Regions from separate parts of the Homo sapiens genome. Here region 1 is linked to region 2. The links are chromatin contacts, found by Hi-C or POLR2A ChIA-PET in ENCODE. All regions are on one chromosome and are shown on one strand. Each heading gives the region's core, a stretch centred on a gene start or an enhancer-like site at or near the end of the contact. The rest is flanking DNA. Distances are from core to core; before and after follow the strand shown. Region 1 overlaps OSBPL1A (oxysterol binding protein like 1A). Region 2 holds the start of TTC39C (tetratricopeptide repeat domain 39C).

Evidence for each region. A loop is a pair of places that touch in the nucleus more often than their neighbours do. ChIA-PET counts read pairs that join two places held with the same protein, here RNA polymerase II (POLR2A). Pooled maps may share reads with other maps.
Region 1: a pooled map shows a loop between it and region 2 (2.5-fold over the local background). The contact joins the enhancer-like site here to the promoter of TTC39C in region 2. A Hi-C loop is called at or near these places in 1 of 168 maps with a recorded cell type or tissue (heart right ventricle), 4 of 37 single-sample maps with no recorded cell type and 2 of 50 pooled maps. POLR2A ChIA-PET finds 5 or more read pairs at or near these places in 1 of 52 experiments (activated CD4-positive, alpha-beta T cell).

Annotation. Positions count from the first base shown.
Region 1 is chr18:24,172,832-24,178,404 of GRCh38, reverse strand. It overlaps OSBPL1A (oxysterol binding protein like 1A), which reads left to right. Exons shown (of 28, transcript NM_080597.4): 21 at 210-392. Among named protein-coding and RNA genes, the nearest start is that of CABYR, 37 kb to the right of the region's middle. Within about 2 kb of position 1,449, at least 5 of the 41 ENCODE cell types and tissues checked have a DNase peak (open chromatin) inside an H3K27ac peak, as active enhancers do.
Region 2 is chr18:24,013,401-24,018,958 of GRCh38, reverse strand. TTC39C (tetratricopeptide repeat domain 39C) reads right to left here and starts at 4,205. Exons shown (of 14, transcript NM_001135993.2): 1 at 3,921-4,205. The coding sequence starts at 4,087. TTC39C-AS1 (TTC39C antisense RNA 1) reads left to right here and starts at 3,499. Exons shown (of 6, transcript NR_110796.1): 1 at 3,499-3,655. RefSeq lists silencers at 3,789-3,968, 4,049-4,968.

The sequences.
Region 1 (5,573 bases), core at 200-2,699, 160 kb before region 2:
GAGGAGAAGTGCTTGAACCTGGGAGGCAGGGGTTGCAGTGAGCCAAGATCACGCCACTGCTCCAGCCTGAGCGACAGAGCAAGATTTTGTCTCAACAACAACAACAAAAGAATTGTTTACTTTGAAAGGGCAATTATGTACATGTTTAATGATAGAGTTAATTATAATGTTGCTTTTTTTTTTCTTTTTTTTTTTTTTTAAATCTTAAGAGATGACCTTGGATTTAGACTCATCTCCGAACAGGTCAGCCATCACCCACCAATCAGTGCATTTCATGCTGAAGGATTAAACAATGACTTCATCTTTCATGGCTCTATCTATCCCAAACTGAAATTCTGGGGGAAGAGTGTAGAAGCAGAACCCAAAGGAACCATCACCTTGGAGCTCCTTGAGTGAGTTCTGATCAAGCCATTACACTCTTTTCATGTAGACCTGCCTGTAAGTGTAGACATGCACACTCAGCTGACCTTACTGTTCAAAAGCTGGAGAAAAAGAAACAGCTTTCATACAGTGCAAACTGTCTACGTCTATGTAAAAGAATTTGAGAAACATGGCAGTAGCCATTGCTAATTAATCTGGGTATGTGTAAATAGTTTAACTTGATTTTTGACTCTGGTGTTTGGATCTATTTTAAGATCGATGGAGTTAATTGCTTCATGACAGTTCTTATGAAACATGCTTTTTTATATCCTTGTGCCAATGTTTTGTTTACAGATCTTTCAAAATGAATTCACTCTGAGAAATAATGAAATGACAATTGTGTGGCACATGTTAGGCGTTAGATAAATTGGGAGTTCTCTTCTTTTGTAAGATTAGCTTTAAATCCACAATTAATTCCAGTTAGGAGAGAATAAGCATACGATACCCTATCTCTTTAACACTGATTACAACTAGATACCCCGGACAGAAGACAAAGCAACAACCCAAAGACTCTGAAAAGTAGATAGTAGCAGGCAGACTGGGGAGAGAAATCAAAACCTGAACACCAATATGGCAGTGAGTTTACTGGTTTTATATATTTCTCCCAAATCTGGCTCAGAATCAGAGCAGCAAATTGCAGAACTGGGGATTAGAGGCCGACCGAAAAAGTTCTGAGAGTAATTCTTTCTTTCTAATTAAAGGACCTAGAAAGATACCCTTGCAGGAAGTAGAGAATAGGGGAAATCCTGTTTTAATTTTGTCTCACAGCCTTGCCCCAAAGCAAGCACTAGGGTCTGTAGCTACACTCCTGCTGCGATGGTGGCTGTGGCAATCACACACGTACCTCAGAGTCCTTCTCTTTGGCCAGAGAAACTGAGTAAAGGAACCCCTGGGGTTCAAAGAGTGTGAGAGAATTCCTGTTACTTGTTTTTCTTTCTTTTCTTTTACCCCTTTGCCCCAGAAGAAGACCTAGTTGTGGGAGATACAAGACAGAGCAGAGAGGCTCAAACCCCAGCTTGCCAGCCGGAGGGGAGAGAAAGCGCCCCCTGGTGTCTAAGAGTGTTGGGGAAACCACAAAGAGGAGGGAGCTCAAGAAAGGGGTCCCCTGAAGCTGCATTATGAGTTCCTACGCTCATCCCTACACACATGCATTGAAATGACCCAGAAGGGTACACAAGGGCCTCAGGATCTGAAATGCTGTGTGGCCTGAGAGCCAGGTCCCTGGATGGCTATTGAGGGGTGGATCTGAGCAGCACTACAGAGGCTTTGAAAATTAAACTGACACTGGAATGAAAGCTCACAGGAGGAGAGTCAGGACTTCTGGCCTGAAACTCTGTTAATTGCCTACTAAAAAAAATTTTTATCAGTATTCTCCAGAAGAGGTTAAGAGGACAGAGTCTTACAATATTCAGGTGTGCAGAATACAATCCAAAATCATTCAGCATACCAAGCAACAGGAAAATCTCAACAAACTAAAATAGAAAAAGACATTTTAGCCAAAAAAAAAAAATAGAAGTATTTTTGGAAATTTTAGTACTAAAAATATAGTAATAGAATATAATAACTGGGATAGGCTCAATGGCAGAATGCAAATGTCAAAATATGTAAAGGATGTGTATGTTGAAAACTACAAGATACTGTTGAAAGTAATCAAGAATTACCTCAGTAATGCAGAGACACACTGTCTCGATATATTTGGAAGCCTCAATTATAGTTAAGATGTCAGTTCACCCCTCACTGATCTATAAGCAGTCTGTATGAGCACAGTCCAAATCAAAATCCCAAGATGATTTTTAATAGATACAGAGAAGTTGATTCTAACTTACGAATTCTAAGTTTGTATGGAAAGGCAAATGACAGAACAGCCAAAATAATTTTGAAAAGGAAGAACAGAATTGATGGACTCCCACTACCCAATTTTAAGGCTTAATGCTAAAGCTGTTGTAATCAAGACAGTGTGGTGGTGGCCAAACTATAGACAAAGTATAGATTAATGCGACGGGGAAGGGAATCCAGAAATTGACCCGCAGAAATGTGGTCAGTTGATTTTTGACAAAGCTGCAAAGGCAATACAGCTAAGAAGAATAGTCCTTTCCACAGACAACCATCTGTGCTATGGAGACAGTTGGACATCTATATGTTAAAAAATGAACCTCAAACTAGACCTCACGCCTTTTACAAAAATCAGCTCAAAATAGATCATTTACGTAAAATGTAAAACTAAGGGTTTTGGAAGAAAACATAGGAGAAACTCTTACAACTTTGGATTAGGCAAAGAACTCTTATGGATATGATACCAAAATTATAACCCATAAAAGACAAAAAGTGATAAATTAGATGTTATTAAATTAAAAACCTTATATCGAAAGATACTGTTCAGAGAATGAAAAGATAAACTATAGAATAGTAAAAATTATTTGCAAATCATATAGCCAACAAAGGACTTGTAGCCACAATATATAAAGAATTCTTAAAACTCAACAGTAAGAAATGATAAGGTCAGGCGCAGTGACTCATGCCTGTAATCCCAGCACTTTGGGAGGCTGAAGTGGGAGGATCACTTGAGCCCAGGAGTTAGAGACCAGCCTGGGCAACATAGTGGGATCCTTGTCTCTAGTAAAAGATTTTAAAAATAGCCAGGTTTGGTGACATGCACCTATAGTCCCAGTTGCTTGGGAGGCTCAGGTGGGAGGATCTCTCAAGCCCAGGAGTTCGAGGCTGCAGTGAGCCATGATTGCGCCATTGTATTCCAGCCTGGGCAACAGAGTGAAACCCTGTCTCTGGAACAACAACAACAAAAAAGAACAATAAAAAATGAATAGATACTTCATATATATATATATATGTGTATATATATATATATATATATATATATACATACACATGGCAAATAAGCACATGAAGTCAGCTGATTGCAGTGGCTCACACCTATAATTCCAGTTACTTAGGAGGCTGAGGCAGGAGGATTGCTTGAGGCCAAGAGTTCAAGACCAGCCTAGGCAACATAGTGAAAATCCGTCTCTAAAAAAATAAAGTAAAATAAATTTAGCCAGGCATGGGGACACATGCCTGTAGTCATAGCTACTAGGGAAGCTAAGGCAGGAGGGTCACTTGAGCCGAGGAGTTCGAGGCTGCAGTGAGCTATGATCCACCACTGCACTCCATCCTAGGTAGTAGAATAAGACCTCATCTCTAAAAAAAAATAAATAAAAATTTAAAAAGATGTTCAACAGCATCAGTTATTAGAGAACTGCAGAGTTAAAACCACAATGAGCTATCCTATTTATACCTATTACAATTTATATTTATACCTATTACAATGTCTAAAATCAAAATAATTGTAAACATTGACAATACCAAGTGCTGACAAGGATGTGGAGGAGCTAGAAATCTCATACAGGTTGAGTATCCGTTTTTTAAAATATACCAAAAGTGTTTTGGATTTTGAATATTTTCAGATTTTGTAATATTTGCAATATACCTACTGGTTTAGCATCTCAAATCCAAAATTCCAAAATCTGAAATACTCCAGTGACCATTTCCTTTGAGTGTCATGTCAGTGCTCAAAAAGTTTCAGACTTTGGAGCATTTCAGATGTCCAAGTTTTGAATTTGGAATGCTCAACCTGTGTATTGTTGGTGTTGGAATGTAAAATGGTAGAGCCACCCTGGAGAACAGTTTGGCAGTTTCTCATCCAGTTAACCTTATGTTTACCACATGACTCAGCAATATCACACCTAGGTATTTGCCTTAGAGAAATGGAAACTTACGTTCATCCCAAAACCTGTATACAAATGTTTACAGTAGCATTATTCATCATCACCAAAAACTGAAAACAGCCCACATGCCCTTCAGTGGGTGAATGGTCACACAAACTGTGGCATATCCATACAGCGGAATCCTACTCAGCACAAAGACTGATACGTAGAACAACACAGATGAATTTCAGGTGCATTATACAAATTGAAGATGCTAATCTCAAAAGGTAATCTACATTTATATGACGTCTGGAAAAGGAAAAACTATTGCAATGGAGAACAGATCAGTTGTTGGGGATAAGGAGTGAGTTGGAGATCCAGGGATTAGGAGTGGAGAAAGGTTTGACTACCAGGAGAAGTATGAACAAAGTGTTTGTGGGTGGAGGAGTTGTTTAGGATCCTGATTGTGTTGGTGGTGGTTACACAGATCTGTGCAAGCATAAACCTGAGTACCAACAAAAATGAATTTTACCTTATGTAAATTAAAAGACACATATCTAAGGACAAATATATGAAGGTGCAGCGGTGGCTCACGCCTGTAATCCCAGCACTTTGGGAGGCCAAGGCGGGTGGATCACCTGAGGTCAGGAGTTCGAGACCAGCCTGGCCAATATGGCAAAAACCCATCTCTACTAAAAATACAAAAATTAGCCGGGCATGGTGGCACGTGCCTGTAGTCCCAGCTCCTCGGGAGGCTGAGGCCCGAGAATCACTTGAACCCGGGAGGTGAAGGTTGCAATGAGCCGAGATCACGCCACTGCATTCCAGCCTGGGTGACACAGCGAGACTCTGTCTCAAAAAAAATAAAAAGTAAAATAAAACTTTTTTTTTAACTTTTATTTTAGGTTTGGGGGTACATGTGCAGGTTTGTTCTGTTGGTAAACTGTTGTCATGCGGGTTTGTTTCGTCACCCAGGTACTAAGCGTAGTACCCAATACTTATTTTTTCTGATCCTCTCCCTCCTCCAAACCTCCATCCTGAGGTAGGCCCCAGTGTCTATTCATCCCTTCTTTGTGTTCATGAGTTCACATCATTCAGCTCCCACTTATAAATGAGAACATGTGGTATTTGGTTTTCTGTTCCTGCGTTAGTTTGCTAAGAATAATGGACTCCAGCTCCTCCATATTCCCAGAAAAGACATGATCTTGTTCTTTTTTATGGCTTCATAGTATTCCATGGTGTATGTGTGCCACGTTTGCTTTATCCAATCTATCATTGATGGGCATTTAGGTTGATTCCATGTCTTTGCTGTTGTGAACAGTGCTGCAGTGAACATTCCCGTGCATGTATCTTTATGGTAGAATGATTTCTATTCCTCTGGATATATAGGATTATAAAATCAGAGTTTATTCACATAGATGAGTTTTTTTCCTTTGGTGAGCTGGAGGGTACTTT
Region 2 (5,558 bases), core at 2,956-5,455:
GACACCCAGTAGCAAAGTAAACCTGAGGAAAGCACCGACCATGGGAAACATGGACTGACCAGTGGTAGGAAGAAAATAAGTGCAGAACAAGCCATCCAGTGCAACGGCCTAGCAACACTTGTGAGCCTGCAGTTCTGACCACTCTTTTCCCAATGTCATTTCATGTCTCCACGTGGGTTTTTCCGCTGTTTCCTCTCCTAGGTTTCCGTTTAAACCTCACCACCTCTCACATTCTCCTTTTCTCCTTGCCCCGCCCCTCCCAACTCCTCATTCAACTGATTCTCTTCTACCCCATCATAATGCTCAGGCATCATTTCCTCCACAAAACTGTCCTTCAGGCTGAGTTAGACGCTGCTTCTCTTTTCTTCCACAGGCTCCAGGGGACCATGCGTATGTCTCCCAGCCTCCCTATCACCATCAGCTTTACCTACACCTACATTGCAGCACCGAAATATCTAGCACATGTCTTTGGCACCTAACCCACAGCCTGTCTTATGTGCCTGAGCAACTAAAGGTCTGAGTGCACGTCACATATGCAAACAGTGAGTGAGGAAGGGAATGAGTGTGTGTGTGTGGAGGGGGAGCGACTGCTGCTAGACTAGAGCACTGGGCACTAAGACCAAGATCAGGAACTTGACTTCAGGTGGTCAAGATCACGAACTTACAAACACATGGACTTGGGTTCAAAGCAGAAGCGCCCTCCAGCAGGACAAATCTATCCTAACCTTTGGGAAAACACCTCAAAGTGCATAATGGTGGCTCAGCACCACCAAAGGGCAGTTTGTTGCTACATTATTACTATACTTCCAATAGAAAGGCAGCTACAGTTTCAAATCCCAACCAGGGAGCTGCCCTATATTCCAAAAGAAGGCTTCTAACTGTGCATATATTTCTAATTCCTATATGCATAATATCTGAATTATACAATCCAGACTTGCCACGAATTCAAGAGTGGCCTTCAGGATAATCTGTTTCTACAAAGTAACCATTTCTCATCAGGCAGCTGTTGATAAACTTTCACCATTCTAGTAAGGTGGCATGAGAAAATGACCTTCTTGCTTTAATAAAAAATATTGTTACACTAGATACAAAATACGTTTCTACTGTTAAATTGTAACAATAAGACTCTGGAAGGTTTACTAGTAGAGGAAGGGTGTCCCCCTGTGATAAACAATCATTAAAAAAGGAGACAGAGAGGGTAATTTGCCTATCCCTGTTATGTAGATAAAATGAGCCAGGGGGGTGCTCCTCAAACATTTATCAAGTCACTGCTGAGCCTTCAGCAGGCCATTTAACTTTGGAACAGAAAGGGAAGTTTCCCAATGCATAACAGAGTCTTAAATCCTTCATACGTAATACGTAAGATGAACTTTAAATAGAAAAGCTACCTGCACACAGGACATTGTGTCTTGTACTCGAACTATGCAGTCAAGAAGAAAACACAATACTAGCGGGGAAGGCACCACGTACAGAAGCTAGCTAGAGTTTATTGAGTGCTTACACTTAGTCGGGGCCATGGATTATTTCTTTTCATTCTAACCACCACACGATAATGTGGGTACTCTTACTGTTACTCCTATTTTATAGATAAGGAAGCAAATTTTGAGAAACCAAAGTCAGCAGCCACAAAATGGCAAAAGACTGGAACCCAGGTTGCAGGACTCTGGTCCATGATCACACCTGTATGCAACCGTGCTTTCCAAAACATACATCAGAAGCACCTTTTGGGAGGGGGGAAGAACGCAATGATTGTCCACACCACAAACAAATCAGATGGAGCCAAGGAAAGCTGATAGGATGATACCATCTCTGTCTACCTGTCTTTTTCCCTCCCACCATCTCTAAAAAAGGCTTTTTAACATTGCTGGAAAATAAGGTCTCAGAGCAGATGACAAATTATCATAAATTTAGTGAGGGAAGCAGAATGGTAAAATGAAAAGAGTCCTTGATTTAGAACTATAGTGTTTGTGTCCTGGTCCACAGTAAAAACTAAGTCTCATGTCCCTCGTTACAAAACTGTCATGATAAGATACACCTCACTCTTTTGTTGTCATGAGAATAGTGAGAATATATAAGGGAATGTGTCTAGCACTGTGCTTGGCAGAAAAGAGGTACTACAGTTTTCCCTGCCTTATCTTCAGTTCCCATTTCAAAATACAAGCAGACAGCACCTAGCTATACAAGGTAAATATTCCCTGGACACCTCCAACGCACTCACCCACAGAGAAGTATCTTTGAAGGGGCATCTCTCTGCTGTTGCTGGGAGAGAGTTTTCCAACCACTCATATACTGCCTTCTATTAACAGTGCATAAAATTTCTTAGATAGTGCAAAAATTTCATGCTTTCAATGTAAAGGTAGTATTTTCGCCTACTAAAGAAGGGTTAAAAAAGACCATTAAAATAAATATCACAGGAGACTTCAAAGCAAGAAGTACTTAAACATGCAAGTACCTAAATCATCAACTAAAAAGGGTAAATTTGACTCTACAACTATCTCCATCCTTCTCTCATACGACACAAACTGGTAGTCTAAAAAAGGAATCATAGCACGGTACAGGAAATATTCACACCTTTTTTCCTGAGGGCTTCTTAAAAACTACAAAAGAGAAATTGTGTGACAAGTAAACCTTTTAAATCCCCCATCAACAGCCTTTGATGAAACTCCATCTTGAAACCAGACCTGTATGCTTTAAAAATGAAATGTTCTAAGTAAAGCGAAGTTGTTTTTACTTTCAGACCAAAGGGGGGAAAAAATCACCGATTTAAAAGTAAAAGGGCTTTAGTGAAAAGTTCACAGTTGTGAGATACTTGCTTCGCCATTAAGAAGGTGGAAGCTCTGCTGGGTAGAAACCACCATTCTCTGAGGTCTGAGACTTTAGGCATTCTCATTCTTACAGACTCTGTCTCCCGGTCACAGTTGTACATTGGTCCTCTCATTCCAACCAAACTACAGGGTCTCCATAGCGTGAAGCATGTGGTCCTTAAACGTGTTGGGGAAAGCTGCTAATCAACGTCCTTAAGGCTCGTCAACAATCAGACGGCAAATCACAAACTTGCTTCCTCAACCCGAGAACAAACACTCCAGGTCCCCAAAGAAATGAAGGTTCCTTCCACTCCCACAGGAAAACTACCAGGTTTCAGTTCTTTCGCTTTATTTTTTAAAAGACAAATAAAAAATTAACTGAACACACGTGTTTTCCTACCATTCTCATACTTTTTAAAAATCCCTCCATTTTCTTCCTTCCTTTATTTACGTTGGAAAAATTCTTAATAAATAACGCCTGCTTGAAAGACATCAGGAACTCATTTTGAGGACTGAGTTTGCAGAAGACAAGGCAGAGAGATGAGTGGGCAGAGTTGAGCTGAAATTTTTAAATTCCTGCACGGCAAAGCAATTGTGCGTATCTGTTTTCAAACAATAAAAGCGTCTGGAATTGCACAATGTTGCAGAGCCATGCGAGGCGCGAGGAGCAGGCAGCCGGAGGGCTCCGTGTCACAAAGGCTGCCGGGGCAGCACGCGAGCCAGAGTCACGACAAGCCCGGGTCCCAGGCTCGCTGCTGCCTCAAATCTCATCCGGTCCCAAAGCCAGCTGCCCTGCAGAGAGGAGCCTACCGGCACCGGGCACGTCTGTGGGAGGGCGAGGCTGGGAGAAAGTGAGAGGGGGACTGCGGGCGCGCGGGGCGGGCGCGCGGCGGGTCCCGGGAGGGAAAGGACAACGGAGCCGGGGGTAGGGGGTGGACGAGGAGATGTGGCAGAGGCGCATTCCCTCTGGCTGATCTTGCCAGGGAGGAGACCTGAGGACCGGAATCGGTGACCGACAGGAGGGGGAGGGGGCTCCCGGGGGCCGCAGGTCGAGGCGCGTGAGCCGGACACGAGGTGCGCGCTGCAGGGTTGGGGAATCGGGGACGCGTGGGTCACCTGTATTGTTTGAAAAGCTGGTCCGACTCCCTGAAGCCGTTGTTGAGCAGCATGTTGATGCCGGCCAGGGCCAGCTCCGCGTCCTGCAGGGGCGCCGCCGCCGCCGCTGCCGCGTCCGAGTCTCCGTCGTCCCGCCGCCGCGGCCGCTGCTGCTCCGAGCCGGCCATGGGCGTGCGAGGCCCTGCGCTGGGCCGAGGCGAGATCGGGAGCAGCTGCTGCGGCCCCGCGCGCGCCCGGAGCCCGGCTCTACCTGCCCGGAGCCAAGCGGAGCCGGGAGGGGAGGGGAGGGGAGGGGAGAAGACGGGAGGGAAGAGGAGGGAAGGACCGCGGAGGGAGGAGCCGCGGCCCGGCTGCGGCGCGGCGTGGGAGGTGGGCGTCCGGCCGCCGCCGCGGGGATTACTCAGCAGCACCCGCCCGCTCCTCTCGCGCCCTCCGAAGCACCCAACTCGCGCGGGCCCCGAAGCGGAATCCGTTTCCGGGTGTCTCTCACCCCGCCAAGCCGGTCCCCGAGCGGCGGCCGCCTCCACTTCCTGCAGCCCCCGCGCCCCGGCCCCTCCCGGGTCCCCAAGCCGCGCCTTCGCCCACCGCCCAGGACTGCTCGGACACACGCACGCGAGACCCGGAGACCCGAGCGCCCCACCCTCCCCCGAAGGGGCCGGACCCAGGAGTCGGGAGGAGGGCAAGGCGCGGAGGGAGAACGAGCGTGCGGATGTGGAAGGAAAGGGAAAGGGAAGGGGAACTCCGCCCGGGCCGCTATGCTAGCGCGCGGCGCTTTGTCCACGAGTAACTGAAACTCCACGAGTAACTGAAACCCCACGCAGCCCGCGCCCGCGACCCCAGACTTCATCCCGACCCTGGGGCCGCCCCCTAGGACCAGGGCAGCCAATTCCCGAGGAGGTGGGCGGCGGGGGCGGGGTCTCTGGCACCTGCCCCGCAGCTCCCCGGAGCCCCGCGCTGCGGGACTGCAAGGCAGAGCCCCTCGGATCCCGGTACCACCCACTCCAGCCCGCCACCAACATTTGCGCAGTGGGGCAGGAGGAGAAATGGAGGCCTATATGCCATGTGCCCAAATATTTAAAAGTTATAAATTCAGCTGCCAAAGTGTGTTCTATTCTCACACTGCCAATTATTCTTGCAAAGCTTTGGCGTTCATATGACCAAATGTCAGCAAAACATCAAAAGTGACTGAATTTAACCATTATCACAGAAGTCTCACTGTTCTGATGATGGGCTGGTGATATCTGGATGCCTAATATTCTAGAGACAAGCAATTCATAAATCATCTTTATGTTTTTTCCACAAATTTATTTTTCTCTAATTTAGCAAAATCCCTTAATGTAGTGTTGCAATCAAGATTATGCTCTAATGCCAAATTGGACAACCTTCCTTGAGTCGCTGTCGTTTTTAGAGTGTAGTTTATTAATTTCAACTTGAAGAAACTTTGCTGAAACATTTATAACAGAATTTTTTTTAAATGAAAGCAATCCTCAGGTTTAGAAATAACTCCTGAATTTTAAACATTATGTCATCCATTATCATGGGACCAATATAATAAGTTATTACAGAAAAATGCAAAATAATTTTGTCATGTAAGTTGCTTTTACTTATTTTGTAAATTGTACCATCCCTTATAAGAAT